Linked DNA regions of Mus musculus: all the other regions are linked to region 1. Evidence: chromatin loops called from intact Hi-C (ENCODE). Cell type or tissue: left cerebral cortex. All regions are shown on one strand. Region 1 overlaps A630076J17Rik (RIKEN cDNA A630076J17 gene). Region 2 overlaps Strip1 (striatin interacting protein 1). Region 3 overlaps Alx3 (aristaless-like homeobox 3). Region 4 has its middle 7.9 kb from the start of Gm35700. Region 5 holds the start of Rbm15 (RNA binding motif protein 15). Region 6 has its middle 15 kb from the start of Alx3. Region 7 overlaps Slc6a17 (solute carrier family 6 (neurotransmitter transporter), member 17).

Region 1 (4,000 bases):
CTTTTTAATATTTTGATCCACAGTTGGTGGAATTCCCATGAAGAGCCCCAGGGTCCGGAGGGCTGACTATATGCGGTTTGGGTCACGTGACGCTATATGTAGCTTTAGTTAATAAGGTATCCATTCTCCTCGCCCTCCTGTTTGAAGGGAAGTCAAGCCACTTCGCAGCACCCAGCGCACCCATTCCCCACAGGAGACTCTGAGGGTCTTCTTGCCGCACCGCACCCAGTCCTTCCTTCAGGATCCTGAAGTCGGGGGAGGGGGAAGACACTTTTGCTAACCTTCCTCTTTTCAACTTTGTGTATTTTAACACTTTCAAAATAGCTGCATTGTGGTGTAATCCATATAGCACACCATTTGCCCTCACAAACCATACACTTCAGCAATGTTGCCGATGCTGACAGATTGTACGGCCATCTCCACAATTTAATTTTAGAACGTTCTTGTCACCCTTAAAGAAGCCTGAGTCCCTTTACAGTGCCTCGCCATTTTTCTGCCTTCACTCCACCCCAATCCTAACCAACTATGACTTGCTTCCTGCCCCTGTGGGTTCGCCTGTTGTGGAGTTTTCACATAAGTGGAGTTGTACCAATGTAACCTTTTATGACTAGCTCCCACTGTCTAATGATTCAAGGGCCCCTCGTGCTATGAAGCATATCTGTGCCTTATGTCTTCTCAGCGCTGAGTGATACTCCGTGCTTGGACATCATATTGTCCTCATCTGGAATGGAAAGGAGCTTTTCGTACCAGGTCAGTTCTTTGCTTTCAGTGCCCAGCCCTGGTCAGGGAAAACATCCCAGAAGACACCATTAGTGTACCCTAGGCCAGCATGTGCTTCTCTCTACCTACATGGCTAGGTATGATTTTTTTTTTTTTTTTTTTGCTTTTTAATAAACTGCACACAAAGCCTCGATGTTGGCCCTTTGGCTGGTCTGAGCTGACCTTGGGTCAATGATTTGGGTCCACTCGGCAGGGTCAGCTCTGAGTCCGCGTCCAACCCTGCAGCCTTTCTTCCCTCTCTGGTCTTTCTCCTCAGCCTTAGGAGCCTCTTGCTCCTCCATGGTCCAGTCTCACCCCTGGACATGGACTTCAAGAAGCCCTTTCATCACCAGGTAACAACTGGATAGATAGTAGCTAACTCGAGTTTCCCTGGACCTTACTCAGAATGCTAAGAGCCACACTGAGGGGAGTTTGAAGATGAACGGCAGACAGAGGAGGCTCTGGCAGGAGATCTGGAAGCGTTGGTCCCCACACAGCCTCTGCTCTGGCCTCTGGCCTTCTGGGGTCCCCACACAGCCTCTGTTCTGGCCTCTGGCCTTCTGGGTCTGGCCCTTTTGTCCTGGGAGGATGGGGGTATCTCTAGGTCCTGGCTACCTAGAGAGTGATGAAAGCAAGTCACTCAAAATGAACCAGAGATGGGGAGGAGTCCGAGGGATTTAGCTTCAAAAGCGGCCCTGCAGAGCCTGCTACATCCTGGTGATTCACAGAGGGGGGTGGGGTGCAGAGGGTGGAGGATGGGGACCTTATTCACATCTGCTCTCTCGCTCTAGAGAACCTAAACCCCACAGGAAGGAAACTGTGGCTTCCCCACTTGTAAGGTGGAGCAGGACAGAGTGTTAATAAAGAGTTGTTTTTGTGGTCCTTCAGGAGGCCGGCTTCTTGACAAGCACTGTTCAGGATCTCCAATGGAGTCCAAACCAGGAAGAACTCCCACGTCTATTTCTGAAATCATGCAGTCCTCTTTTCGCCTTCACGTTCCTTGCTACTTCCACATTGTCCACGAGATGGCGCCAGATACCAATAGTTGAAGATGGAAGCGTTGGGCCTAAGAACAGTCACTTAAGCTGCGGATGGATCTTGAAAGAATGTCAACTTTGCCTCTCCTAATTCTTCTAAAATATATTCTTAGTTGCATACTAACCCTATAGGTAGTTTTTTATATCCATATTTCTGAAGAGCATATTCCTGAATATAAATACTACTCATGAATATATGTTCTAAGCCTCCTAACCTCTCCACTGTCCTATCTTTTGCCACAGCAGAGAAGGTAGAGACTCATTAGACAGTCCTCAAAATTATGACATTAAAAACGAAAATGAATACAGTCACATTAAATTGTTGGTTCACCCTATAGTTCTGTGGGTGGCCTGCCCTAAGGCTAGGATGGACAGGCAGTGTGACTGTGCAGGGGAGCTCCATAGGCCACCCCAGTATCTTATCTATGGAGCATTGAGGCACTGGCTGTAGGCCACTGCATTCAGGGTTGCTCTGTGTGCTGGGAGGGACACAATCTGGGGATTGGGACCCGAGGGCAGTTAGTGGAACATGGAGATCTGTCAGACATGGGCCCACAGACTTAGAAAGGAACTTTACATCTAGGAACCAGGCCTGGAGCCTGAAAGGAAAGAGACTGTGGTCTGCATTCAGGGAAGAGCTGCACAGGTCAGCAGAACAGGTGACAATGTCTGTCTAAAGGGGACAAAAGCACAGAAAGATCCCTGTGCTGTCCAATGCCCAGGCTAGTGGGCCCTGGATTAAGGACTGAGCAAAGACCGGTAGAGGGCAGGAACCCAGGGCCTCGGAAACCTCAGTGAACTCTCCTTAAGGCTCCTGAGAACCAGAGTGGGTGCAGCACCCTGTCCTTTCACGTTTTAGGTTCTTTTGGTGTTTGTTCATTCATTAGTTTGTTCATTTGTTTGTTTGTTTGCTTGCTTGCTTGCTTGCTTTGGATAGCTGTCAATGTGGCCCAAGGCAAAAAGTGTAAGCTTACTGAAAAAGAGATTTGGTTGTTGCAACTCAATTGCTCCTTTCTGAACTTTGTAGAGGGCAACATTTTGTCACAATGTTGCTGGACGCCCTGTATCTAGAATAAGAATCGGGGTGGGAAGAGTCAGCTGTACCAGAAACCTGCTGTAGAGAAAGCTCCCAGGCGAGGGTTCAGGCTCTGGACCTTGCCAGCTCCATCACTGACACAAATTACTATCACACAGCACACGTGGCCTGTGGGTCGAAACTTTGGCATAAACCCAAAGGGACTGATGCTTGGCTCTGAGAGTTGCAGTGGCCCACGCCAGTCTCCTCCATAGAGTTTCTGCATGTTCCCATCCTTCCCAGCTGACCTCTCGCACCACCACAAGCACGAACACATCCCCAGAGCCCTCTAAGCTGCCGCTCACCCTAGCTCAAAGAGACCCTGAAATCCTCTCGCTTTAGAATAGTGTCCTAAGAAGTGCTGACTTTGGACTTAACAGTCCTAAAATAAGGAGCCAGTCAATAAAAGAAAAATGGAGAGAAAGTTGATCATCCACCCCACAGACCCTGTGATTTAGTGGTGCATCCATGGGCCAGTGCCCAGAAAGGTGTGGTTTAGGAAGAAGCGCACATGCAGGAAGGGGCAGGCAACTGAGGAGGCCCACACTGTCACAACTTCAGGCAGTCTGAGCCAGGAAGGTCGGGCTGGCCAACTTCTCAAGGCCACGAACTCCTCTCTGCACCCTGGTGAACTATTCCATAGCGGAAGGTCTGCCTGTCTGCACATACACGGACAAGATGGGGAATGGCGAAGTTGCAGGGAGCTAAATCACACAGGTGTAAAGCAAGAGGTCACCCAGTCAGGCTCCAGACAGAGTCCAGACAAACTAAAAGTTGGCATTCTTCAAGTCCCGGAAGCAGCGGTACCTGCCGTCCGGGAACCTGGAGCACAGCAGGCTGGGTGAGCAGGGACAGGTATGGTGTTGGCGTTTCCTCAAGAAGGGGATCTAGAGAGAGAAGAGAGTGGCATGTTAGCCACAGGAAAGGCCTGCAAATGTCCCCTGCCAGCCAACAATAGTGGTGACTGTATTCACCTTGGCACAGAGTGACTCAATGATATGCCCACATCACACAGCTGTAGGAGCCAGGATTTGAACCCAAATCAGGCGGACTCTCCACACTCAGAACATGCGTGGCCCTGTGGGCAGATACCCTCCCACCTCTGCTGAGTGAATCTCTTTGCTTACCC
Region 2 (4,000 bases), 380 kb after region 1:
ACCAGGCTAAGCAATTTCAGAGAGCTGGATGCATGCTGGATTAAGAATGTAGAACCCACCTTCCTCAAATAGAAATCTCAGCATCTATACTTCTTGTTCCAGCATGTAGCAGCAGATCCACCATGCAAACAAGAGTGGTGAGACTCCACTGTCCTATGCAGGTTACCGTGTGGGGAAAGAGTCAGCTACAGGGACTTTCCAGCCCATAAGGCTATGTGACTTTCATGTTCTGACCCTTCCCCCTGGCTATTATTAACCATGCCGCCACATGAAAGCACATCCCGGCACTTAGCAGGTTGCAGACCCAGCAGGCACTGTATCTAAATACCAACAAAACAGGCTTGCCCTGGAACATTTCCTTTCTCAGTCAAGGCTCTCCTTTTAGAGATTTAAGATCTCATACATACGGCCTATAGGGGACTTCTAGGAATTACGAAAAAGAACAGTCCTGTCACTAAAGTCACAAGGAGGTTAAGCCTGAAGAAAGGAGCCTGAGGCTGCTATCTGAGCCAAATGAGGTTCTAGGACTTGAATGGATCTGTTCCCCTTGTTTCTCCCTTAGCCATAGGAGACACCTGCACTCTCCATCACTCTCCCACCATGAAACGGATTCCTGATAGCTCTGAGCACACAACTATCCTCTGTCCCAACCAACTTCACTTAAGCCTAGTACTAACTGGCTTGGCTGAGGACAGCTGCGGCGCGTCATCCCGAGAAACTTGACGTCTCTACTGAAACTACAGCAAGCCTAGCAGTCAGGACCCTGATCCTCAGCAAACCCAGAACCCTAAAGCAATGTGCCCAGACTGATGTGGGCCGACGACCAAAGTACTAACCCCTCCTTCCCTCTACAACAGGTAGAAAAGGCAGGAAGGCAGGCAGGCCAGAGCTTAGCCGGGTAGCCTGTCATGCTGGGGAAAGGGATTCTTGAGAGAACTGATCATTTTCAGGCCATATTTCTCAGAGAGAATCTCACATAGCCTAGGCTGAACTTGAACTATGTAGTCAAGACTGACCTAGAACTTCTGATTCGCCTGCTTCCACCTCTCAAGTGCTGAGAGTACACGTGTGTGTACCACTACCCAAGGCTTCTTTCCTACCAGGTAGGCACTCTAGTGCCTGTGCTGCATCCCCAGTCCCCAGAGCCTGCATCTACACACAAGGCAACACGGACAGTTTTGCTTTCTTTTAATGTAAACAGAATACACAAACACAATAAAAACCCCACCATGACACCAGAGATCACACAGAGTTTTGTATATTTACAGGTCATGGCAACCGAGAGGAAACCGGCACCTCTGGCTTCAGGAAGCCTCACTCCACCTTTGACCACATCCAAAACCAGGGTGCAGAGGCTGTGTGTCCATCACTTCTGGACAGAACTCAGCAGGATGCTGGGATGGCACGAGATAGTCCCAGAGCACAGCCAAGGTGCTGACTCTGTTCTTGGCCCTCAAGCGGACCCTCCTTCCTGACCAGCTGACATTGCCAAAGCTGCCCAGGAGTCTGTGGGACCTCACGATACAGCTGCTGTCGAGAAGGGATGCCAGGCCCGGCTCAGCTTTCCCCAGCCTAGGGCTAACTGTGAAATGAGTTTCAATCGATCATATCCAAGAGAGGAGGGTAGAAGCTGGGCAAGTGGAGGGAGAGTAGATCCCAGCTTGGAGATGACAGCTCCTGAGTAGGATGCTGGGAATCAACCAGAGGCTAACCTGGGTTCACTCACAGGCCCAGGGCAGGCTGTGGAGGACTCAATGGAGCTGTGCTGCCACCTGGAGGGGAACAGGAGCACTGCAGCAATGGTGAGGACAGTCCCTCAGGTATGAGACAGACAGATCATGGTCTTTTCCAGCCCTCTTCACTGCAGCAGCTCTTCCCAGGAAATGGGCTTAGAGAAGACCTCCCTCTCTAGCCATAGGTCATAGTTCATCTGGAAGTCCTCAGGAAGATCTACCCGCTGGCCCAATACGCTCTGCAGGCAATTGTCCACTGGCAAGAAGTCAGGGTTGCTGTGGGTCCGGTCATAGCGCCGGGCATTGAAGCGTTCAATGTTGGCACGGAGAGCACACTCCTCTGCCTGGAAGTCCCATGGCCGGGCATCAAGATCTGGGGCAAAGCAGAAAACTCGGTTAGGAGTCAGCCCTATAGCAGCTCCCCTTGAGTAGGAGCGTGATTTTAACCAGAAGATCATCTCCAAAGCCCATCCTCAGGAGAGGATAGTCAAATATAAGGAGAAAATCCTTAACTCTGAGAAAGAGACTTGTTCCCCCAAAACATGTCGACAGACAGGAGAGTCCTGGAAAACTCGTTTTTAAAGCACAGTCTCCCCTTGGTTCTAGATGACAGAGATAACTCCGAGACTCCATCATCTGCTCCTCCTCTCACCTCCATGACAAAATGTCATGCACCACCTTGAGCCCAGATGCCAGGCATAGTCACAGAGTGATGTGACTGCGACAGTGTAACACAGCAACACCAGGTAAACAACAGTTAGACTGGGAGGATGTAGATATCCAACAGTCTACAGAGGCCCAGGAACAGGAGGCAACATGGCTAGCGCTCAGGGACCAAGTGTAGTTTCCCTCTGTACCTGTACAGTCTATTCTCAGGCACAGAGGGCACACTGGAGAGCATGGGCATCTGTGGCTGCTGGGATCTGCAGAGCTCCTGAGAGCAATCCTCAGCTGGTACTGAGGTTTCATACTCTGTCCTGGAGTCTTGGGTGTGACAGAAGCTGGGTACCAGCACACAACGGGCTTGAAAAGAAAGCTGCAAACTCTGGGATCAGGCAAGTGAATGATTGCCCCTCCTGTCTTAATGTTTAACTTCATTCCTATGGGAACTAGAAAGCTAACAGGAATCTTACTCAGGGGCAACAGCATAGGATGGGTGTGTTGAAAAGATTACAGGAGCCAAATCTGAGGCCAACAGTGGGGAGAAACTAGAGGCAGAGCCGGTGAGGATCTATAGATTTAGGTAGCTGCAGTAGGGATAAAGAGGGGATGGAATCTTATGGCAATTTCTGGAAAAGACAGGATTTAGAGTGGAGGGACAGAGAAACAGATGAACACAGATACTGAGTAGCTTCCCAAAGTCTTGCCCAGAGCCACTAAAACTAGATCCCGGCCCTGCTCAGTGCCTAAGGGCAGAGAAAACTAAGGTACCACAGGCAAGGAGTCAAGTCATCCCTTGTCCTACCCTCTCCCACTCTTGCGGCGTCATATGTGGCCTCACCATTGCCGTACGCCCAGTCATCGTTCAGCCGGTGCCGCACCTTCTGGTAGATGGCAGACATCGTCTTCATGTTGCTCTTGCGCCACTGTCGCCCCAAATACTTGGTCTGCACCTTGAGCAACTTCAGCACGTAGAGCTGCATCATGGCCTGCTTCACCTTAAGGGCCCGCTTCAGGATGGGTGCCGACTTGAACACCACCAGCATCTGGGCGGCCATGGTGGCGGCCATGGTGAGAAAGCAGTAAGTGTGAGTGCCACTACATGGTCACTTAGCACTTCTGGGGTAGCAGACAGGACCACAAGCCATGCAGTTTCTCTTGAACTCACTGGTTCACTGGCACCTGAAGTGTTAGGCACTAAGACAAGCAGAGCTATAGCAAACCACTAAGGTTGCAACCCTAATTATGGCTCACTCTGTAATCTAATCTCTGAGAACTCATGGACCTTCCTTGTTCCAAAGCATTGCAGGGCTAAGGTGGCTCCTGACTCCTGCCCATCACTTCCCACCCAGGATCAGAAAGATCAGAAAGTGTCTGTGGTTGAGGGTTTGTTTCAGGGCATGCCTGAGAGTCTCTTCCAGCTTCTGGTTGTACTCATCAGAGAACCAGAAGTCTGCAGACCTGAACGAGGACGATGCTGCCTGGGAAGCCCCACCCTGAGGACCACGTCCCAGGTGAGGCGGGCACGGCATGGCCCAGGCTGGCTGCAGCACCAACTCACCATGGTTCTCGAGTGTTTCCACTTGGTTAGCTTGTTCAAGATCCGA
Region 3 (4,000 bases), 370 kb after region 1:
AAGAGGACAAGACTCACTCACACACTGGCACACACCTAAGAGGTATCCTGGGCTCCTGAGGCTCACAACCCCCCTTCCCCTACAACATTGTGAAAAGAGCTAGCCAAGCCGGAGATGAAGAGAGTGACTCAGCCTAGGGAATGGTTGCTGGGGGCTCTGGGGGCCAATAATACTGCTCTAGGATTGGGCATCTCCCAGGCTCTCTCGGCCCTGGGAACTGTGGATTTCTAAGCTCTTGCCACTTGAGGTCCTGTGGCTTGGATGTAGATTGTAGGAAAGGGCTCAGTGATTGCCCTCACCCCTTAGGCCTCAGGTCTCAGGGCTGCTCCTGCACCCCTTTAACCCTTCCTAATGGTCCCCAGGTCTGGTTCCAGAACCGAAGAGCCAAGTGGCGGAAGCGTGAGCGTTATGGGAAGATGCAGGAGGGGCGGAACCCCTTCACTACAGCCTATGACATCTCCGTACTGCCCAGAACTGACAGCCATCCTCAGGTGAGACCTTCAGTCCCACCTTTCGTCAAGACCGGCTCCTGGCCCGTGGGGTTGCCAGTGAGAACATGTACTCTGGAGGAGGAGAGGAGGCTGTAGCGTCTGGGTACTGTGTTATGTGGGCAAATCACTTCTTCCTCCACAGAACAGGGCTATTGCCTACTCTGGTACATACAGAACAGAGAAAAATCAAAGAAGAAAGTGTAGTTCTGAGAAGCCATGGCTGGGACACCCTTGATGCCAGAGTTGGGGAGGGGGATGGGTCTGGACCAAGTGGAGATTTCTAGAAAGCTTTTGAGGCTTCAAGAACAAGGAAGGAGCCACCAGGGTAAGGCAGGTAGCTCATATCCCTTCTTTCCCCCTTCTCTTTTCAGCTGCAGAACTCCCTGTGGCCCAGTCCAGGATCTGGAAGCCCAGGGGGGCCCTGTCTCATGTCTCCAGAGGGCATCCCCTCTCCATGCATGTCCCCATACTCCCACTCCCATGGAAATGTGGCTGGCTTCATGGGAGTGCCAGCCTCCCCTGCAGCCCACCCTGGCATCTATTCCATCCATGGCTTCCCTCCTGCCCTGGGAGGGCACAGCTTTGAGCCTTCTCCGGATGGTGACTACAAGTCCCCAAGCCTCGTTTCACTCAGGATGAAGCCCAAAGAGCCCCCTGGCCTGCTGAACTGGACCACGTGATGGGTTACATGGGCACAGACTGAGCTGTCCACTTCTCTTCCTGCTCTGACCTGCTCCTAGCCCATCTCTACCTGGACACCAAACAGCAAACCCTTTTACCTCCATAACCTGGGTGGTTCTGGAAGCTTGGAAGAGGAGCTGGGACCCTCAGCCTCCTGCAGGGAACAGGCTACAGGGTCTTATTTCTTAAAATAGGTGGGGCTGCCTAGGAGACAGGGACTTCAAAGCAGGTAGGACTCCTCCTTATAAAATGGCTCCCCTCATTTAAATTGGGCTGGAGAAAAGGTGACAGATGCCCCCTGTTTTCCAAAGACTGTTTCTAAGTCCAGGGAGCCCAGGAAGATGGGAGGAGGGTGCAGACTAAACAGGGAGGCGCTCTCTGTGGTTCTTAGGGCTGGCCTCACTTTTGCCTTCCTACCACCAGGGGGCGGTACGCTCAGCTCCTGGGACTGACAAGATCCCAGACGGTGAAGGTCAGCTCAATAATAGGTGGGGGGGTCTCCTCTGTTCCAAGCATCCCTCACTTCTGCCCTGTGCTAGTCTACAGAGATACTATAAAGTCATTTTCTCCAAGTAGGGAGAAGAAATTCCACCAAACATTAAATATTTGGATTTGCTTTCATGGGATCAGGGATATGCCATGAAAACCATATTGGACATCGATCAAAATAAAAAAAAAATTTTTTTTCCAGTTTCTGAGCCCCTGATCCCCAGACCCTGATTTTTGTAAAGATACTTTTGTTTTGTTGTAGTGTGCTGCTTAGCATAGTAATAAACACAATAGTGTTTTTCATTCTAGGCTGTCTATCCCCAGGGGTGTGGTCCTCTGTTGCTTTAGGGCTGAGTTGTATATAGGATCTAGGTTGGGCCAAGCTCTCCTGCAGGGATAGCAAGAATCCAGGAGCCTATACTAAAAGGTGTAGAGTCAGTGCAGAACCCTCAAGGTCAAAGTGTGCCATGCCTGGCTCTTTCACCTGCATGGGCTTAGCTTTGGCAGGTCCTGAGAGCCTCTAGTGTGGGACTTATTTGGCAGGGAAATTTGGGGGCAGGAATGAGAGTAAGCTTGTGGTTGAACTGACCACGGAGAGAATGGAGGGACAGCGATCATATGGAGGTTTTGAGTGCCTGTGGGCTGGGACCCCAAGGGCTGGGGGGTGGGGCAGCTGTCTTCTCCCAGATGCCCCAGAGAGCATGTCTGAGCTATGGGGCAGAGACGAAAGCCAGAACTCTTTCTTGTGGTTTTCGAGTATTACCCATTCTCTCCCTCATTCCCACTTTCTGCCTTATCTCTGGAGCCTGGAAGGCAGGCAAAAAGCAGGCCTGGCCCTCCCACCCTCCCAGTAAACACAACCACATTGCTCAGAAAAATTCCACTCAGCTCAGCCCAGCCATCCCCCACCCCTCACCTCATCTTTCAGGCACAGACAAAGTTCCCAAGCAGGGACCAAGTCTTCTATCCGATTCCCTAGCCAAGACAGCGACTGTGAGGTGGCCGTGCACCTCCATAGGTCCTCCATATCATCCTTCTTTCTTCTTTTCACAAACTGGTGAAGAGAAGGCCACTGGCAACTTCTGCCTTTTCTATCGTGACCCTGGTAGAAAGAGAATACCGTCTAGAATGACCACTGATAAGCCACCTAGACATTTACCCACTGGTCTGTAAGGGAATCAGGGCTCAAGTCCCTATCTCTAATTCCAGGGTACACACCAGTTCATTAGAAATGTCTGCACCCACAGAATGGGCAGTGAACTTTTAGCCCTTAGGTCCCACAAAAAGCCAGAGAGCTGCTAGTATCAGTTGGATCTCTTGCTGTGAGAGAATACACAACAGAAGCAACTTAAGGAAGGAAGACTGTATTCTGGCTCATGGAACAGTTTTTAAAGGCACAGTTCACCGTTCTGGAGGAAGCATGGCAACCAGAAGGTGAGGCAGCTGGTCACATTGGGTTCACAGTCAGGAAGACAGACACACTCTGCCGTTCAGCTTGCTTTTCTTATTTTCAGTCTGCGACTCCAGCCTGTGGGATGGTACTGACCACAGATGCAGTTCTAGAAACCTGTTAAAGTCTTACTCCTAGTTCGGTGGGCGTTGTGCTATGCCAGGGATACCACTGGTCAGGGAACACACAGCTTCTCATCTCCTAGTTCAGAAAGACAGAAAGATGGAAGGGGAGACTCTGTGACTCTCAAGCAAAGGGGTCTGAAATAAGAATGGGACCAAACAGATGACATTGAGTCCAAGATGAAGTCAGCAAGAGTGGTAGATTCCACAAAGGCCACGGGCATCAACCGAAAAGGGATGGTGGCTCGGGCACAAGGAGACCGGATGCTGGCTACTGGCTCCCATCCAGGTGCATCTGCCCACAGCTCATATTTTTCTGTCCAGTGACAACTAAATGAAGAGAAAGCTAATTTTACAACCGCCCACTTCACACATAATGAATACGAATGGGCACCCCGGATACCTGTCTCGTGGGATTATCTGTGAGCTGACAGATCCTCCCACTGACTGGGTCATCCCAGCCAGTCTGTCCCCTGGCTAGGGCACAGACAGCCCCTCACCTGCTTCCCATTAGCCATGTTCCCCTCCTCCTCCATGCCTTTAAGACACAACCCCCGGGGTCTCCTGATACCCTGCCTCCAAGTTCATTCTAGAGGTTATCCTGTCTCCCCTCCCCCACCCCACCCCCGCCCCACCACTCCCAACCCCCCGATCCTGTAGTTTACCAAGGTCAGGCTGGGAGTTCTGCTCACTCCTGGGCAGGGAAACAGAAGTGGATCCACCTGGAATCCCAACTTCAGGAGAGTTGTTGCACACAGTGTGTCTTT
Region 4 (4,000 bases), 120 kb after region 1:
GACTACACTTTGATAATCATACTAGAGTGCCTTTTGAAGGATGTTCTCCCACTCCTATTCCCTGAGGTAATTCTCTTTTAGCTCCCTCACAGTACCACATGAAAGGCAAAAGGAGAGATTCTCAAAGGTATATGCACAAATTCAGGCAAGAGTGGTACAGCTTGAGGCAGTTCTGCAGTTGGGTTGAGTGTGGAAAGAGTTAAAGTGTGTATGCATTCGCACTCATGCTTGTCATACAATACACATGCCCACGTGGGTATGGGCACTCATGTGTACATGTGGAGGGCAGAGGTCAGTATTAGTTAGTTGTCCAGTTTATTTTTCAGGACAGGATCTCAGTCCTAATTAGTTTTGATTGTTACCTAAATACAGTCCAGGGTTATCTGAGAAGGAAAGCCTTGACTGAGGAATTGCCTAGATCATGACGGCCTGTGGGCGTGTCTAAGAAGCTTGTCTTGATTAGGAATTGATGTAGGAGGGTCAAGTCCACCATGGTTGGTTCCATTTCCTGGGAAGAGGTATCCGTCCACATAAGAAATGTAACTAAAGCCGGGCAGTGGTGGTGCACGCCTTTAATCCCAGCACTTGGGAGGCAGAGGGCAGGCAGATTTCTGAGTTCGAGGCCAGCCTGGTTTACAGAGTGAGTTTCAGGACAGCCAGGGCTACACAGAGAAACCCTGTCTCGAAAAACCAAAAAAAAAAAAAAAAAAAAAGAAAGAAAGAAAGAAAGAAAAGAAGGAAGGAAGGAGGGGGAGAGAGAGACAGACAGACAGACAGACAGACAGACAGACAGACAGAAATGTAACTAGGCACTAGCCTGTGAGCTAGCAAACTAGTGAGCATCATCGTCCAATGGTTCCTGCTGGACTGAGATGTAACACTACAAAAAAAAAAAAAAGAAAAAGAAAAAAATTCACTTTCAGGTTCCTGCTTTGACTTTCCTCTATGTTGTCCTGTGACTAGGAAGGGTAAACTAGATGAAACAGTCTTTCCTTAGATTGCTTCTAGTCAGTTACTTAACATTAACAACAGACAGGAAATGGTACCTGGCTAACAATCAGGGATCCGCCCATCTCCACCCATCTCACCCACCCCACACTAAGCTTATTACTGCCAGGTTTGACTGACTTTTACCAGGGTTCTGGGGTTCCCAGCTCAGATTCTCATGTTTGCACCACAAGCGCTTTACTGAGTGGGCCCAGCCTCTTAAGTGTAGTTTTGAATACTAACTGTGGAAAGTCAGGTGGGAAGAATAGCCCATCCTTTATGCGGTTGTTTGAATACGTTAAACACAGCACATGACTGCTTGATTCTTTTTCTCTGCTTTACTTAGGTTTTGGTTTCTGTTCTTTCACGTTTTTCAAGATGCAGAGCCAGCAGTGTTCTTGGAATGAACACCCAAGGTTTGGGGATTGGAAGGTTGGGTGTGAGCATCATTGTTTTTTTCTTCCTGTATAATCACCAGAGAAATATTTTCTTCTCTGTGGCCCCACTTTCCTCATCCTTAAATTTAGTTTAAAAACAAAATAACAAATTTCATTCCCTGATATACAGCACATGAAAGAGCTCCGTACGTACATTTTAAATAGAAAACACAGTATACATAGAAATTAAAAGCCTCTCCAATTCTTTTACCATACTACTCAGAGGGCTGCTGTGGCAGGCTGTCATGACCTATAAAACCGTCAGCACTAGGTGGTCCTTTTGTGAGTCTTCTAGACTTTTTGGTTTTTAAGATGTCTTTATCAAGACAAATCTCTCAAAAGTAGAGGGCTCTGAGTGGGCTTTCTGCTTGTGTTTAGGGAAACGGAAGTCTCAGAGATGTAGTTGCTAGTGAAGGCTCTGAAAGGCCACCAGGAGGGCAGACAGATCAAACTTCTGAGTGATGACCTGGGACAGAGCCAGGACTTCCAGTAGATGTGTCAGGAACAGATTCAGTAGCAAGTAAAAAGAGTGTTCTGAAGATGCCACAAGAAAACAGAAGCAACGACTCGGAGAGGAAACGAGATAATCAAGGAGGGACTTCAGATGGCTTTAAGGGACTGGTCAGAGGTAACGCAACAGGTGGTGGGGCAACTTACTGACTTGGCTTTGCTGACTCAGTTCTCCCTAGCCAGGCAACAGTCCTTGAGGGAGGGAAGAGGAGGAGCCTGTGGGGAAGCAAAAAGAAGGAAAGCAACTGGGGAATTGGGCCCTGGTTTGGCTGAATGTAACGAGTTTGCAGAGCAGCAGTCCTGACTCTGGCCTCCTTAGGCCCCAGAGCCTAGAACGGTACACAATCCTCTTACTCAGTTAACTCAGCAAACATTTATAGGCCTGCGAGTCAGTTCCCCGCAGTAGACCCACGTGGGATTGCTAGCCCTGGCGAGCCTCCTGCCTAGCGACCAGCAGAGGGCAGAAAAGACCCGCAGATGCCAAACTCTGCACAGCCTGCAGCCTAGCTTCTGGCGGGGAGGGGGGCGGGGGGAGGGGTGTGGGGAGAAACTAGGTCACTTGGTCCTGCCAAATGGCAACATTGACAGGGGTGGACACACTGGGACTCAACACAGAAACTGTGAGGCCTCGAACACCACCTTGCCAAGAGCACTCATGCCTCTGGGCTTGCAGAAGTCACCGTTGCTTGTAGAGGGAAGGATGAGATCGTGTGTGTGTGTGTGTGTGTGTGTGTCTGTGTGTGTGTGTGTGTGTGTGTGTCTGTGTGTGTGTGTGTGTGTCTGTGTGTGTGTGTCTGTGTGTGTGGTCTGTGTCTGTGTGTGTCTGTGTGTCTGTGTGTGTCTGTGTGTGTGTGTCTGTGTCTGTGTTGGGGGGGTGTTTGGTTTATTTTGCTTGAAATAGCTTGCTGCAGTACTTGGCTTTTTTTTTTTTTTTTAGATAAATTCTCACTCCAGACTCCAGGCTGGCCTGGAACTTAGGGTCCTCCTGCCTCACAGTGATGTACAGCTACATGTGGGATAGCTCAGGGTCGGGGCAAGGAAGTTCTTCCATCAAACAATTAAGTAGCAGGCTCACCTCAAGCTGTGTTTTAGAGTAAAGGGGAGGCCAGACCCATGCAGAGCACTGATGGGTGGGGCAGGTTGCCTCAAGAGAGTTTACCAAAGCTCAGAGCCCTCTTTGGTCTGGGAGGAAACTTCCATTTGGAGGTGAGGGGGAGGGCTAAGTGGACGGATGTGGCTAGGTGAATGCCAGATCATATTTCTTAATGGTTAGAGGACAGACTTGGAGTCAGATTAGCTCTTTCTCTTAGTCTTGCCAACCAGAGGTTATGAAACCTTGAGTCGGCCATTTCCAACCTCGTTTTTCTCCTCTGTAAGCTGGTGAGACTGTCATAAAGATGAAGTGGAAGAACTCTCCAGTGTGTGAAAGTGTTGTTGAGTCTCCTCCCCTCTGTCCTTCTTAGTGGCACACCATGTACCAGAATCATATCTGTGACAGGTACCTCTTGTGCTGGACAGGGAGGAGGGACACCCACGAGGCTATTAGTCCTTCAAGTAAACTTGTCCTTCAGGAATGCTGTTACAGTGGGGCCAGGAGGCTCCTCTCCATCGATGCACATAGTACCCTGCTACTAGAAAATGTGGGTGTCTGGGGCAAATGTTTTTCTGGCTCCTCAAATCACAAGGCCTTTGGGGGACGAGGAATTAGTAAGTTAAAAATGGTCTTGATGAGAGGAAAGTTGGAGACAGGATGATACTCCATTTCTTCTCATGGACTCTGTGAAACGTAGAAGGTCCATCTGAGTGCCTTGTCTAGGACTGCTTTATATGAGTGAGTCTGGAAGACATTATGCTAAGTGAAACATGCCAGGCTTGGAAAAACAAATACTGCATGCTCTCCTGTGAGGAAGCCAAAAGTCAATCTCGCTGAAAATGAGCACGGGATGGTCGTGACTCGAGGCTGGGGAAGGGCTGGCTAATGCATAGCATTGTGCAGGAGGAATATATTCTACTGTCCTATCATCACAGTAGGGGGACATAACTTATGGTATATTTCAAAAGAGCTG
Region 5 (4,000 bases), 100 kb after region 1:
TCGCTCAGCTGGGACCCCAGCTCGCTGATCTTCAGGGTCTTGTACTCCACGCCGTCCCCGCCGCCGGGCGCGGAGGAGGCGGCCCCGGAGGAACGTGACTCCCCGCCTCCACCCCGGGAGCTGCTGCGCGACTCGCCCCCGCCTGAGGAATTTTTGGTGCTCGGGGAGCTGTAACTGTGCAAGCGGCTACTGGAGCTGCCCCCGCCGGTCTCGTACTCGCGGCTGCCGCCCCGGCTGCTGGACTTGTCCAGATGAAGGCTCCGCCGCGACCCGCCGCTGTCCGTCTTCCCGCTGCTGCTCCCATTGCTGCCGCCGGAGCCCCCTAACTTCTTGCTCCGCTCCCCACGAGAACTGGAGTCCTCACCGCCACGGGAGCGCTTGGGCTTGACCGGCGAGCGCTCCTTTCCTTTCATTGTTGAGGGTCGCCGGAGGTCGTCTCTGCGGAGCTGACTAACCCGCCACCCCGCGCTCGTTTCACACAGCGGACTCGCACGCCGCCATCTTGGACTCCGCCGCGGCAAAGGCTCCCGCCCCGCAGACCTCATTGGTCAATTAATTCACTCTTCAGCCTTCTCATTGGAAAAACTATTTGTCCGTCTTTACATCTCCCCGCGCTCCGGGAAGGCGCCCGCCCCGACGCTGTTATTGGGTTCCCAACGCCCTAATCCCAGTACCTCATTGGTTATATTCGTTGTCTATCTTAACGGTTCCTCGCGCCAGGCTGTAGCTCCGCCCCTCGCACTTCATGGTCACCTGACCCAAAGCCTAGAAGCGTTGATTGGACAAAAACTCTGCCCTGTAACGGTACTTCTAGCACGGCGAACGCAGCGATCCCACCTTCTCTTCCCTTTCATTGGTTTGTGGCCACGTCTTTTAAATCACTATCGGGAAGTCTGGACATCAGTTCAGGCGTTTTTTCCTGAGAATTTGGCTCTCTCCGATCTCGCGAGAGACAAAGAGCTCGCTCGCTCACTCGCTCACTCGCTCGCTCTCTTTCGACCCCAGTCTTCCAACTTCTCCGGCGGCTGAAGAAAGTTTAAATCTGATTGGATGTTGACGAGGAACATGATTGGATAAAAGCGCTGTCCATCACTCACTTAAAGGAGTAGGCCCATAAACTGAGGCGTCTGAAGGTGAAAGACTAAGACCACGCGCTTGCTGTGCGACGTCACTTTGCTGTCGCGAGATGGTGACAGTGAGTCAGGCCCGCCTCCCCGCGCTTTCGGCGTTCTCTTAAACATTTGTTAGGTCCTTACGGCGTACTTGCCTGTGCTTCGGTCCTTCGAGTCTGGAACTTGCGGGCTCCTCACTGTCCTGTCTGGGCGGGACAATGGGCTCGGTGGTCCTTCCGGCTGCTGGCCCTCACTCGATCCGCCTAGGCAGCTGTCCCGGACAGTCCAGCCGACACCATCTTAGTTAGCTGCCTGAAAAAGCCCCACCCCCGTGCGCGAGAAAACGCCTGCCCCGGTCTGTGCGGCCCGCTGGGGCGGTGAGTTCAGGGTTCACAGAGCCTCGGGTCACGCTGACGCCCTGGGCGGTACCGAGTCACTGCCCGCCCGCGGACACAGGGAACAGCGCCGCGGAGCCCTGGCCAGTCTCAGTGGCCGCCTTAGGGCCCGCAGTGTCCTGCAAGCCCACTTACTGGTCCGACCTGCAGGACCACTTGCAGATTTTTGCTTCCTGCTTTATGTTGTGAATCCCTGTAAGGTTTGCATTTATAAAAGATGTGTGAGACATAATATAGCTGTGCTTTGCTTTAATGTGTCACACTTCTCACTGTGCGGACACTACATTTATCTCGTTTCTAGGACTCCAGCACTCCGATTAATCCATAGTAGGACCCAGTAACATGGCCACCTTGCTCCCTCCTATATCCACTTCCTTTGACTCCTTTAACCGTGATTCCCGTCTAAACGCCTCCCGTCTCCCACCTCTGCGACCCCATGCACCTGAATCTCTTAAGCTTATGTAATACTGGTGATCATGAGATTAGATGCGTAGTCTATCCCACTAGCGTTTACCTCCTGGTGAGAGGAAATAGGCTTTTTGCAGTCTTCCCAAAAATGTACCTAGGAGAGATGAGAAAGATTTTGGTATTTACATCTTCTAAGACTGAGTAGAGAATGTGTTTTAAAACAGGACATTTTACAAGGTGATAAGAATGCCCTTCCCCAAAACTTGAATTCTAAATTTATAAGCTACTTGAAGATTAGATACAGCAACCTGATTAGCCCTATTTCAACCGTTTTGTTTTGTTGGTATATAACCCTGAAATTGGTGAACAGTTGGGCCAAACTCTCTTGGTCACAGCAAAAAGATTTGAAAGAAGCTCAATATGTAAGTTATAAACCGCAAAATACTATAAAGCATAGACATATTTGTATATTAAAAGTAGCTGTTATGTGGCTTTTGGAACACCTGTATCCCAGCTGCTCTTGCGGATAGGATCACAATTGCTTTCTTCATTAGCTAGAGTAACTTGGTAACTTGGTGAGATTCTGTCTTAAAACCACCCCTACACAAAAGTCTGGAGACATAGCTCAGGACCCTTGGACACCTATGTGAAGCTCTAGGTTCAATTCCTAGTACTGGGAAAAAAAATTCTTTTAAAGATTTATTTAGCAGTGCATGATGGTGTACCCCTTTAATCCTACCACTTGAAAGTCAGAAGCAGGCAGATCTCTGTAAATTCAAGACCAGAGTTGTCTATATAGTGAATACTAGGCCAGCCAAGACTGTATAACGAGACTTTGTCATAAAAATATTTATGTGAATGTCTGTATGTATGGTAGTGTTCTAATATCCAGAGAAGCCAGAGAGGGTGATAGAGCCCCTGAAGCTGGAGTTACAGGGTTGTGAGTCACCAATCTGGGCCCCTGGGAAACAAACTGTAGTCCTCTGTAAGAGCAGCAAGTACTCTTCAACGCCTGAGCCATCTCTCCAGGCCTGCAAAAATAATGTTTAAAAGATGTTTAAATAATGTTAACATAAAATGCCATCAGTCAGAGAAAAAATGTGTATAATAAACTACCAGTTGTGGTTTTAAAAATCGTGGATTACATATATATGCTTACACTTTTATTGAAATTGTTACAGAGATTGCTCTTAGGGGCAGGGATTAGCAAGAGAAATTTTCCTTGTAGGATTTTAGTTTAAAAATGTACAATAGTAGGGTATTTCCTGAAGACCACCTCATGTCCTGAACACAGAGTCTCAGCAATTATAAGATCATGTCCGTCTTATTTTTCTTTAAGTCTATAATCCTATTCACATTCTCCCCTGCTCCATTATTCTGTTCCAGGCATGCCTGATACATTTTTGCCTCAGATGTGGAATCTATCATTCCTACAAGAACATTCCTGTTCTCTTTAGTGGAAAATGATACTGAAAAATAAAAACTTGGATATTGGGAGATAAAGTAGTTGTACACACAATCTCTAAAAAAGCATAAAGAACTTTTCAGAGGTGTGTTCATCTATTTTAAGATTATATGAATACTAAAAAAACAGGAATTGAAGTTAAACCTTAACCTGATTACTCAGTGGAATAGTCAATCCAGAAAAACTTGGAGTGACTGTTTTCAGCCTAAATTGATTAACGCAGGTGATTCACTGATGCAGAGGCAAGATAAGGACCAGTCAGTGTAGTTTCTCAGACCTAATGGCAGGAGCTTGAGGGAAGCAAACTGAGAACTAGAAACTAGAACTGAGAAAAAAAAGAACTGAAGGAGATGGAAAAAGGACAAACAGCTTAGTGGCTTGTCCTTTGAGAGCATCGGGGAGCTTCAGAGAAGCTGCTTTTGCCACTTCAGACAGTGTGAGGAAGGCTTCCAAGGGAACTGGTGTGCTTCCTGGAGCCAAGAAGACTGATAAGTTTAATGCTAACAGTAAAGGCCATCACCTTTTGACAACAAGGGTCAAAAATAAGTTTGTTACATATGTTTGTCCATGACAACAAAATGAGGTCCTAAGCATTAAAAGTATAGTCATTTATATATTCT
Region 6 (4,000 bases), 350 kb after region 1:
AGGGCTGTGGCCTCTGCTCCCCCACCACCACACCCCGCCAAAGCTGCTGGCCCACAATCTGGGGGAGGCATGGGGCCTCTCAGGGTGTGACCCAGGATGTGGGGACCTGCAGGCTCCTCAGAGAGATATGCAGAGGTGAAAGGGCAAACCTGTTTCTAGTCTTCTTATCAGGAATAGCTGAGTGAAAGGGAAGTGGACAGCCCTGGAGGTCAGGCTGTGGGATCATGACTGGGGGGTCATGGCTGGGGCAGGGCTCGGCCCAGAGGACCTTGGAGGAGACCCTGCTTGGCAGAGAAGGGTAACATGAGGGCCAGGGAGGGAAGGTCCTGGAGGGACAGCCTGAACTCAAGGAGAAAAACCTTGACAAACCATCTCAGTTTATTCAGACTCAGAGAGACTTCCCAGACCAGGACTCTCAGGTTCAAAAATGGGATGGTGGATCACCTGAGGCCCAGCCTAGGTAAGGGACTACAGGACTAACCTGCTTCCCCTCATTTGATTGCCTTTTTTACTTCTGTTCTGCTCTCCCATTGTGTGCGTTCCACAGTTTTAGTGCAATGCCTACTGTGTGCCAGGCCCACTGCCAGACACTTGGAGTCTCCAGGTAAAGGACAAACACAGCCTTGGCTGTTCCTGAACTTGGAGATGACACAACTCTTCAATGCCCAGGTGGGATCTTTACTCCTCCCCCTACCCCTGTGGGGCCTTCCTCCCTGTGAGGGCTATGTCTTACACAGTGTGCCAGCTCATTGTGGGTACCTAGCACAAGGACCTGTACAGGAAAGTGCTTGATACTTGTCTTGGCCATGGGCCCTAGGCAGGCAAGAGGAGGGTGGTACCTCATTAAACTGTCAGTATTCCCTACCTCTTACTCTCCTCCCCACACTCACAAGCACACAGGCACATTTATCCTTCAAGTGGCAATCTCCTCACCTTAGAAGAGTGGAGTTAATACATCCTCAAGCAGGCATCCACTCTCAAGCTGGGGAGCAGGGAGGGACACAGGCACCAGCTTTGGTCAAGGGAAAGGTAGCATTTGGGATAGGTGGGTTGTGGGGAGATAGGAAATGGTTTGGCTTCTCCTAACTGAGAGATCTGGACCTTGGGCTCCAGCATCCTGCTCTCTCAAGAGCCCAAGCTGCAGAGAGCCCAAGTGTACATGCCAGGTGTACATGAGGGCCTTTTGGAAAGACAGAGGCCGGCCTAGGATCCTGCTCCTGAGGAAGCCAGTGGGACTGTGAGAGGCTAGGTATCTATAGACTAGCAAAACTAATTAATGGTGGGATAAGGATAGGAAGAGGCTGGGGACTGCTTACAATATGCCTCTGCCCACCTAAGACGAGGAGATTTGCATCACCGAAGCCACCAGTGGACTGACCATAAGCTTCACACAAGAAGGAGCTCCAGTATCCCCTGTTGGTACAGTCCATGGGAAGTGCTGAGAAGAGGCTCTAAGCCAGTGATTCCTTCCTAATGCTGCGACCCTTCAATGCAGTTCCTCCAGATGTGCTGACCCCCAACCATAAAATTACTGTTGTTGCTACTTCATAACTGTAATGTTGCTACTGTTATGAACTGTAATGGAAATATATGTTTTCAGATGGTCTTTGGGGGTTGCCACCCACAGGTCAAGAATCACTGCTCTAGGTAAATTCTGCAAACACAGTGACCAAAGCCAAAGCATGAAGGGGAGCCCCGCACTTATGTTCTGCCCCCTGGTGGCAGTTTTTTATATTGCAACCCATGGTATTTAAGAGGAGCAGGAGTGTGAGACTTCTGAATTCAGTCGCCTCATCTTTGGGGCCTGATCTTCAAGTATCACTAGGATGGGGCCCCTGAATATTCTAGAAACAGCTGAAACCCAGCCATTCCCAGCTAACCGGGGACTGGAAGCAAGCAGGACGTGAGAAGCTGAGCCATAGAACCTGGCAGAATGGTCTATCCACAGACCAAAGAGTCAGGGAAGAGGAGCAGGGACAGGAAAGGGTCTTTGTTTTGTTTTGTCTCAGATGTGTTTCTTTTATGTGTATGATTGTTTTGCATGCTCCAGTGTCTGTGCAACACATATATGTCTGGTGACTGCAAGGCCTAGAGGGTGTGGGATACCCTTAGGAGTGGAGTTACAGGTAGTTGTGAGACACCATACGGGTTCTGGGGATCAAACCCAGGCCCTCTGCAAGAGCAAGGAGCACTCTTAACCATGGAGACATTCTCTAGCTTCAGCGCTGGATTCTGTTTTGTTTGTTTGTTTTGTTTTGTTTTTGTTTTTGTTTTTTGGGTTTTTTTTTTTTTTTTTTTTTGAAGTTCAAGCATCCAGAACTGGGTTAGAGCTTAATCATAAGCTTTGGTCTCTGATACATTTCACACTTGCATTTAGTTAACTAGTCCCTCAGCTATTTTTCACAACAGCCAAACTCCTATGAACTAGGGAAATCCTGTCCTCATCTGTAAGCCAAGCCTCCCTGATTTCTGCCAGCCTTCTCCCAAAGGAAGCTTCGGTGGAAGTACACAAAGTGGGGTGGGTGTGGCTGAGACAGAGGTAGAATTGCCTGCTTGTCCTCTCTCTGCCCACGCTGCCTCAGATAGCTTCTAGAATTTGCGTTCTATGCCTACAGTGTTCAAACAGCATGGATCTGTCTTCCCTGTTCCCATACCCCAGTGTACAGCACATGTCTGGTCTAGGCTGTGATGTTCACAAAGGCTGGGTGAAACTTAATAGGTGAGAGGGACGTGTTCCAGCGCTGCCAGATCCCTGTGGGGACTAAGATGCACAATGCCTCTCTGCCTCAAAATATCCCCCATGTTGACAGTGCTAATGCCCGTGCCTAAAGTTCCCCTATCATTGCAGAGTCTGGCCCTGAATGTCCCCCTGGTCCCAGAACAAATGCTACATCCCAATGAAGCTCTCCCAGATGCTGCGTTTGAACATCCATCCGTTTTATGACACCTCTCCCCAACATTCTTCACACTCACTCAGCCTTGCTCACATTCCCTGCCTCATTTCCCCAAGAGCTAAGGTCCTGCCGGCATCAAGAGCTGGAGGCTGACTGGCTTTGCCAAGCTTCTTAGTACTTTCACAGTGCCCTTCAGTAAACGCTGGAGAAGGAAGAAAAGGTCTCTGGATGCTCCCCGAAGATGCTAGGTCTACAGAAGGGCCCGTTCATGTGCCCCAGGAGTGACACCTGGAACCAATTTGACCTCCTATGACATTAAGTTGATCGGATCCAGGACTGTCACCAAGCAGAGAGCACGGAGGGGATTCAGGATAGGTCACTTTGGTTGGAATAGGGGTCTCTCAGGCCCACTGGTGCCAAAGCCACAAGCAGAGGATGTGAGACCTGCCAGTAAGCTTTAGCTTAGGAAGAAGGGCCAGAGAATTACTAAAGGAGGTCTGTCTGTGTGGCTCTGAGTCTGCCTCCCAGAGCCTGTTCACCCTGTTTCAAGGGCCTGGCAGCCTGGGACAAAGGGGACTGCTTCCCTTTCCGCCCCCCACCCCACCCCCAGAACATCTGGGACTACATCAGACATTCAGATCTGGTAGAGAAAATTGTTATGGAAATATGTAACCGTGAGCCATTATCAAAGGAAAGTCTTTAAAGTCCCTTTCAAGCCCCAGCCCCGGCAGAGGGGACTGGAAATTGGAAAACTGGGAGCCGATTAAGGGACCATCAAAGTGGCCGAAATTCAATCCAATCTGCAGGTTCTAAGGATGACTAGCAGACCCTGTCCCAGCCCAGAAGACTGCAAATCTACTGTTTAAAAACCAAATGAACCGGCATCATCAGATCCGGGTATAAAGCAGACTGTGCCCACAAAGTCTTCCCTGGACTTCCCTTACATCGGGAAACCCGAGAAGCTCGGGCCCTTGGGGGAGGCTGTCTGTCCCTGGGGAGGCGCCCAGCTTCCAAGGCTTCGGTCTTCTCCCCACCCCACTATATCCCTAGTTTGAGCAAGGGCCTTTTGTCTCCTCAAGTCTCCTGAGGTCTTTCTTCTGCATTTG
Region 7 (4,000 bases), 230 kb after region 1:
ATGCTAGGGCTGGATGAGGCTGTGTCTGATTATGATTAAGAAGGAAACAAGACAGGGACAGGATTGGTGAGTGCCTGCTTCCCTGGACAGGGCACCTTGTCTTTCCGCCTTCCTTGGCTTCTTCCAGGGTTAGGTTGGGACTGTCTTTTAACAATGGTACCAGGGTGCTGGCTCATTGCATGGGTGAAGTGGGGCCAGGGTTGGTAGAGAGAAGAGAGTAATAATCAGCATATATTCTATCCCCCTCTGGAAAACTGCTATGCGACGGTCCACCCGGCACCTCGGGAGTTCATTTATTCCTCCCAGCGCCTCAAGGAAAAGGTTTTATTGTCACACAGGTTCAGAGGGTTAAGTGGCCTGCCCAAGGTTGGTGACAGACTCATGATTGAAACAACCTCAAACAGCCTGCCCCTGGGGCCAGAAGGAAGTGGAAGAAGCTGTCTCTCCTGTCCTCTGGCATGCCCTTGTCATCTTCTTCCCTACTTACTGCCTCCATTCGGGACCCAAATCTAGCTGCTCCCCTCCTCATCAGAACAGATTAGCTCTGTGTCTCAGTTCCATGTTTCAGAGCTAATATCCTCTCAGGAAAAGCCTCCAAAAAGATGCCAAAGATGGACGATGGGCATATCTAGTGCCCCAGAATAGGTTTATTGTATGGGGACCCTCCCATCTACAGCGAGGCCTGTGGGCCTCTGAACAGATGCTATGATCCACAGACTGGTGGAGGTGATCTATTCCCAAGGCCAGGCCTTAAGAAGTGGGCACTGCCAGCTTCCACATTTCTGCTCTTGAAGTGGTCTCCCCATCAGATAAGGATTTGGTCGCTCTGACCAACAGGCTCAGCTGATCTCTACTCCTACGTGTTTTCACCCAAAAACTAAATATCTATATAAATGTGAGAAAGGCTCCCTTGGGACGTCCAGACCAGCTCTTCTACCCACGGGACATCACTTTCATTTCCACCCATCTGCTGCCCTAATTCATACTGGAATTCCTCATTCATAAAGTCATGAGGTAGGAAATGTTGGTTGTTTTAAAATTTGGACTGACATGGAACACTGCAAGAGATAACTGTTTCAGGATGTATTGTTGCCTTTGAACTATCCTCTCTCTTTCCTTCTCTCTTGCAAATTAGAAGCTGTGTCTCTTAGGAAAGGCAAGACCCAGCTGACACTGAACTTAGACGTGGCTTTGAGGACTCTGGCTTCAGAGTGCCACTGAAGTGAAGCCCTTAATGCCTTGTGTCTCTGTGTCTATGCATCCCTCCTGGAAGGATGGCTGCCATTTCAACCAGAATTACCAAAAGACTGAGTGACTGTGTGGGGAGTGACTTGTCCAGCACTGGGCCAGTCCCTTGTTTGAGAACTAAGTAGGAGATTTGATGTGACAAGAGAGGTGCTTGGCCAAACTCGGGCCAGTGAGTTCTGATTTGCCTGTTTGAGGACTATGGCTAACATGGAGAGACAGTTTAAGAGTGTTGCCAGGCTAAACCGTGAACTGAAAGGGATTCCTGCCACCTGGTGGCTGCTCGTGGAATGAGGGGTGGCAGGGAGAGGAAATGGAAGGTTCCTTTGGAGGACCCCTTCTGAATGAAACTGAGATCACAAGGCACTGAGCGCGGCTGGGATGGGGAAAGATGAGAGTAGTAGTATTCTTCTGAAGATTATACTCCGAGCTGAGGCAGGAAGAGGGGGTTCTCTGCCACCAGCCTCTTCCATTCTTTATGACCCTACATTCAGTGGGTGCCTATTTAACAAAAACTTGGGCTATCACATCTTATACTTCATCTTTATCTTCCACTGGAGATTTCAAAAGATATTATCTGAAGTTGAGGGGTAATTCTCTGAGAACTTAGAACATGGCTTGCTGTGAACTAGCTCACTTCCCTAAGGATTAGGTCAGTCCCCTGCCTTTCTTGTGTTTCCCCTCAGTCCTCCTTACATAGTGAACATATATAGTTTTCTCTGAAGCTGGGCAGGATAAGAATTGCCCTGAAAAGCCCTGGAGAGGACACCAAACGCCATCCTCATATCAGACGGCGCCCCACTTTCCTTACCTGGAATAACGTAGATTCAAGCACTTCCCTCAGAGAAAAATCTCAGGGGTACAGAGTTGCTGAGGCACAGTAAGGGCAAGCATGGGACCCACAAGTATCCGGGGACATGCCCAGAAAACTGGCTGCATCTCTACCTTCAAATTTCTCAGCCAGCACCCACGAGAATCCCATTTCACCCCATCCCAAAGCCTCCCTCAGCTCCCCTCCTGTAAGTGAAGAAAGGCAAGAGAGGGTGCTAAGAACAGACACTTTATTGTACAGCAGGGTGGGGGAGATGAAGTGGGGGCCCTGGGGTGACAATGCCTCATGCCCTCTCCTGGGCCAAGTGATCCTGACTCAGAGCACTGGCCACTCCAGGACACATGAACTTAAACTGTTCTGAACGTGTGTCAGGACCGGAAGTGACTGCCTGGTATGTGTTTAGGTCTGTACAAAGCAGGACTTCTCATGAGAAATGACCCGGGGCCCTCCTCCCCTAGCTCCCCATAGTTCAGACCTAAGAAGAGGGACTCAGAGGTGTACAGAGTCAGGTGTATTACAGCCTGCGTGATCTCACTTCTCTTTTCACAGTGGGCATACTCTAGTTGAGGGAAGGGTAATGTAGTGGTAAGGAAGGGAAGAAGAGCAGTCCCTGCCTGGGAATACTGCAGATCTGCACGGGGATTGGCTCATAGCCTCAGGGCTCACACACGAGCACGGCCTCTGGAGGACGTCTCCTGGCACTTAAAAAGCAGCAGCCAGCTCCTGACGATGTATTGCTTGATGGCAGAAGCCAACCCTATCTATAATTCCTCTGCACCTCACGTCTCCCCCACCACCCAACCTAGGCCTCAGGCTCCTCGCTGTCCCCATGAAGAGGGCTGAGGGCTCCCTGAGCAAGAAGCTGGTGACTGGAGCTGAGAGCTGTCAGAACAGGAACTCTTAGGTGTACCTCTGCACTGCCCCAACTCGAATGACTCAGCCCCGGAAACCCCTTGTCTCCTGGTAGGCACCGTATGAGCAGCGCCAACCAGCACTAGGGACCCTGCGCCAAGACTTGGAGACCCAGCCCTCACTTCCAGCTCTTCCACGGAAGCTGAGGCTGGTCTTCAGTGGTCAGGTGAGCCCACCTCATCTCTCCGGAGGAGCCAGCGGAGGTCTGAGAAGCGGCTGTTGCTTTCTGAGTACTCCAGACTTTTTCAAGGACAAGGGCAGGACCGAAGGGCAGAGAGATGCCTTCCTCCTAAGAAGCCCGGTACTGTCTGCCTAAGACATCGTGACTCCAGTGTGAACAACAGAAGGTTGACTGGAAAATAAATCTGAGGGCTTTCCACCCCCACCCAAGGCCCTCCTTCCCACCAAAGGTGAAATGACAATGAGTCACCTGAAGGAAACACGTGCCTTTCCCCACAGCTGGTGCTTCTTAGAGGTGCCTGTCCTGAGGTCTCACCCATAGAGCTGAGAGGAAGACACGGGGTCTTCAGAAGGTGATGAACACTGGGTGGGTGGGGGTGTCACAGATCAGCACCTTATGCACTCACACCTACGAATGTAACACACACACACACACACAGACACACACACACATACACACAACCATAGAGCTCTGGGTCCTATGTCCAACTCACAGAAGCAAAGATGTAGCCAGGACAGATTCTGGCTTACAGCAAAAGGCTACAACACACACTACAGAGCCCACAAGGCATAAGCAAACAGCCCTAGCTCAGCTCCACCCAGCCCCCCGCCCCCACCCCCCATCCCCCACTCACTGCAGGCTCACAGGCTGGGGCCTGGCCCAGCCACGCTACAAAATTAAAAATATATCAAATATACAATGAAAATAGATCTGTACGGCACTGAGGATGAAAATAGTCCACCAGCCACAGTATAATATTGGGTTTGTCATTTCACAGCATCTACACCCACATGTACAGATTGAATGTACAATAGAAATAGCATGTGGAG

Evidence for each region. Peaks named below come from ENCODE experiments on the same cell type or tissue, not always from the same donor. Only the 100,000 strongest peaks of a DNase experiment are listed, where the experiment ranks them.
Region 2: a loop joins it to region 1, with 2.7 times the contacts of the local background. A loop is called at or near these places in 2 of 42 quality-filtered maps.
Region 3: a loop joins it to region 1, with 2.3 times the contacts of the local background. A loop is called at or near these places in 2 of 42 quality-filtered maps.
Region 4: a loop joins it to region 1, with 2.3 times the contacts of the local background. A loop is called at or near these places in 12 of 42 quality-filtered maps.
Region 5: a loop joins it to region 1, with 2.1 times the contacts of the local background. A loop is called at or near these places in 2 of 42 quality-filtered maps.
Region 6: it touches region 1 in a loop (2.7-fold over the local background); 5 of 42 quality-filtered maps call a loop at or near these places.
Region 7: it touches region 1 in a loop (7-fold over the local background); 40 of 42 quality-filtered maps call a loop at or near these places.

What each region holds. Positions count from the first base shown.
Region 1 is chr3:107,231,931-107,235,930 of GRCm38, forward strand. It overlaps A630076J17Rik (RIKEN cDNA A630076J17 gene), which reads left to right. Exons shown (of 3, transcript NM_001256174.1): 2 at 680-750; 3 at 1,648-2,101. The coding sequence ends at 1,887. It overlaps Prok1 (prokineticin 1), which reads right to left. Exons shown (of 3, transcript NM_001357885.1): 3 at 1-3,758. The coding sequence ends at 3,639. Among named protein-coding and RNA genes, the nearest start is that of A630076J17Rik, 3.3 kb to the left of the region's middle. In left cerebral cortex, a CTCF peak has its summit at 1,784 (motif pointing right); DNase peaks (open chromatin) are centred at 1,529 and 1,763; H3K4me3 peaks cover 213 bases; H3K27ac peaks cover 531 bases.
Region 2 is chr3:107,611,361-107,615,360 of GRCm38, forward strand. It overlaps Strip1 (striatin interacting protein 1), which reads right to left. Exons shown (of 21, transcript NM_153563.2): 19 at 3,955-4,000; 20 at 3,235-3,439; 21 at 1,172-2,106. The coding sequence ends at 1,859. Among named protein-coding and RNA genes, the nearest start is that of Gm10961, 18 kb to the right of the region's middle. In left cerebral cortex, a CTCF peak has its summit at 1,775 (motif pointing left); a DNase peak (open chromatin) is centred at 1,781.
Region 3 is chr3:107,603,909-107,607,908 of GRCm38, forward strand. Alx3 (aristaless-like homeobox 3) reads left to right here. Exons shown (of 4, transcript NM_007441.3): 3 at 363-491; 4 at 863-1,967. The coding sequence ends at 1,171. Among named protein-coding and RNA genes, the nearest start is that of Alx3, 11 kb to the left of the region's middle. In left cerebral cortex, a CTCF peak has its summit at 1,600 (motif pointing right); a DNase peak (open chromatin) is centred at 1,595.
Region 4 is chr3:107,354,946-107,358,945 of GRCm38, forward strand. No RefSeq gene overlaps it. Among named protein-coding and RNA genes, the nearest start is that of Gm35700, 7.9 kb to the right of the region's middle. In left cerebral cortex, CTCF peaks have their summits at 2,355 (motif pointing right) and 2,560; a DNase peak (open chromatin) is centred at 2,393.
Region 5 is chr3:107,332,536-107,336,535 of GRCm38, forward strand. Rbm15 (RNA binding motif protein 15) reads right to left here and starts at 754. Exons shown (of 2, transcript NM_001045807.1): 1 at 1-754. The coding sequence starts at 545. In left cerebral cortex, a CTCF peak has its summit at 1,595; DNase peaks (open chromatin) are centred at 151, 716, 1,098 and 1,426; H3K4me3 peaks cover 1,956 bases; H3K27ac peaks cover 1,825 bases.
Region 6 is chr3:107,577,955-107,581,954 of GRCm38, forward strand. No RefSeq gene overlaps it. Among named protein-coding and RNA genes, the nearest start is that of Alx3, 15 kb to the right of the region's middle. In left cerebral cortex, a CTCF peak has its summit at 1,724 (motif pointing left); a DNase peak (open chromatin) is centred at 1,726.
Region 7 is chr3:107,465,259-107,469,258 of GRCm38, forward strand. Slc6a17 (solute carrier family 6 (neurotransmitter transporter), member 17) reads right to left here. Exons shown (of 12, transcript NM_001293689.1): 12 at 2,290-4,000. Among named protein-coding and RNA genes, the nearest start is that of Kcnc4, 8.4 kb to the left of the region's middle. In left cerebral cortex, a CTCF peak has its summit at 1,537 (motif pointing left); DNase peaks (open chromatin) are centred at 1,505, 2,751, 3,098, 3,451 and 1 more place; H3K27ac peaks cover 1,269 bases.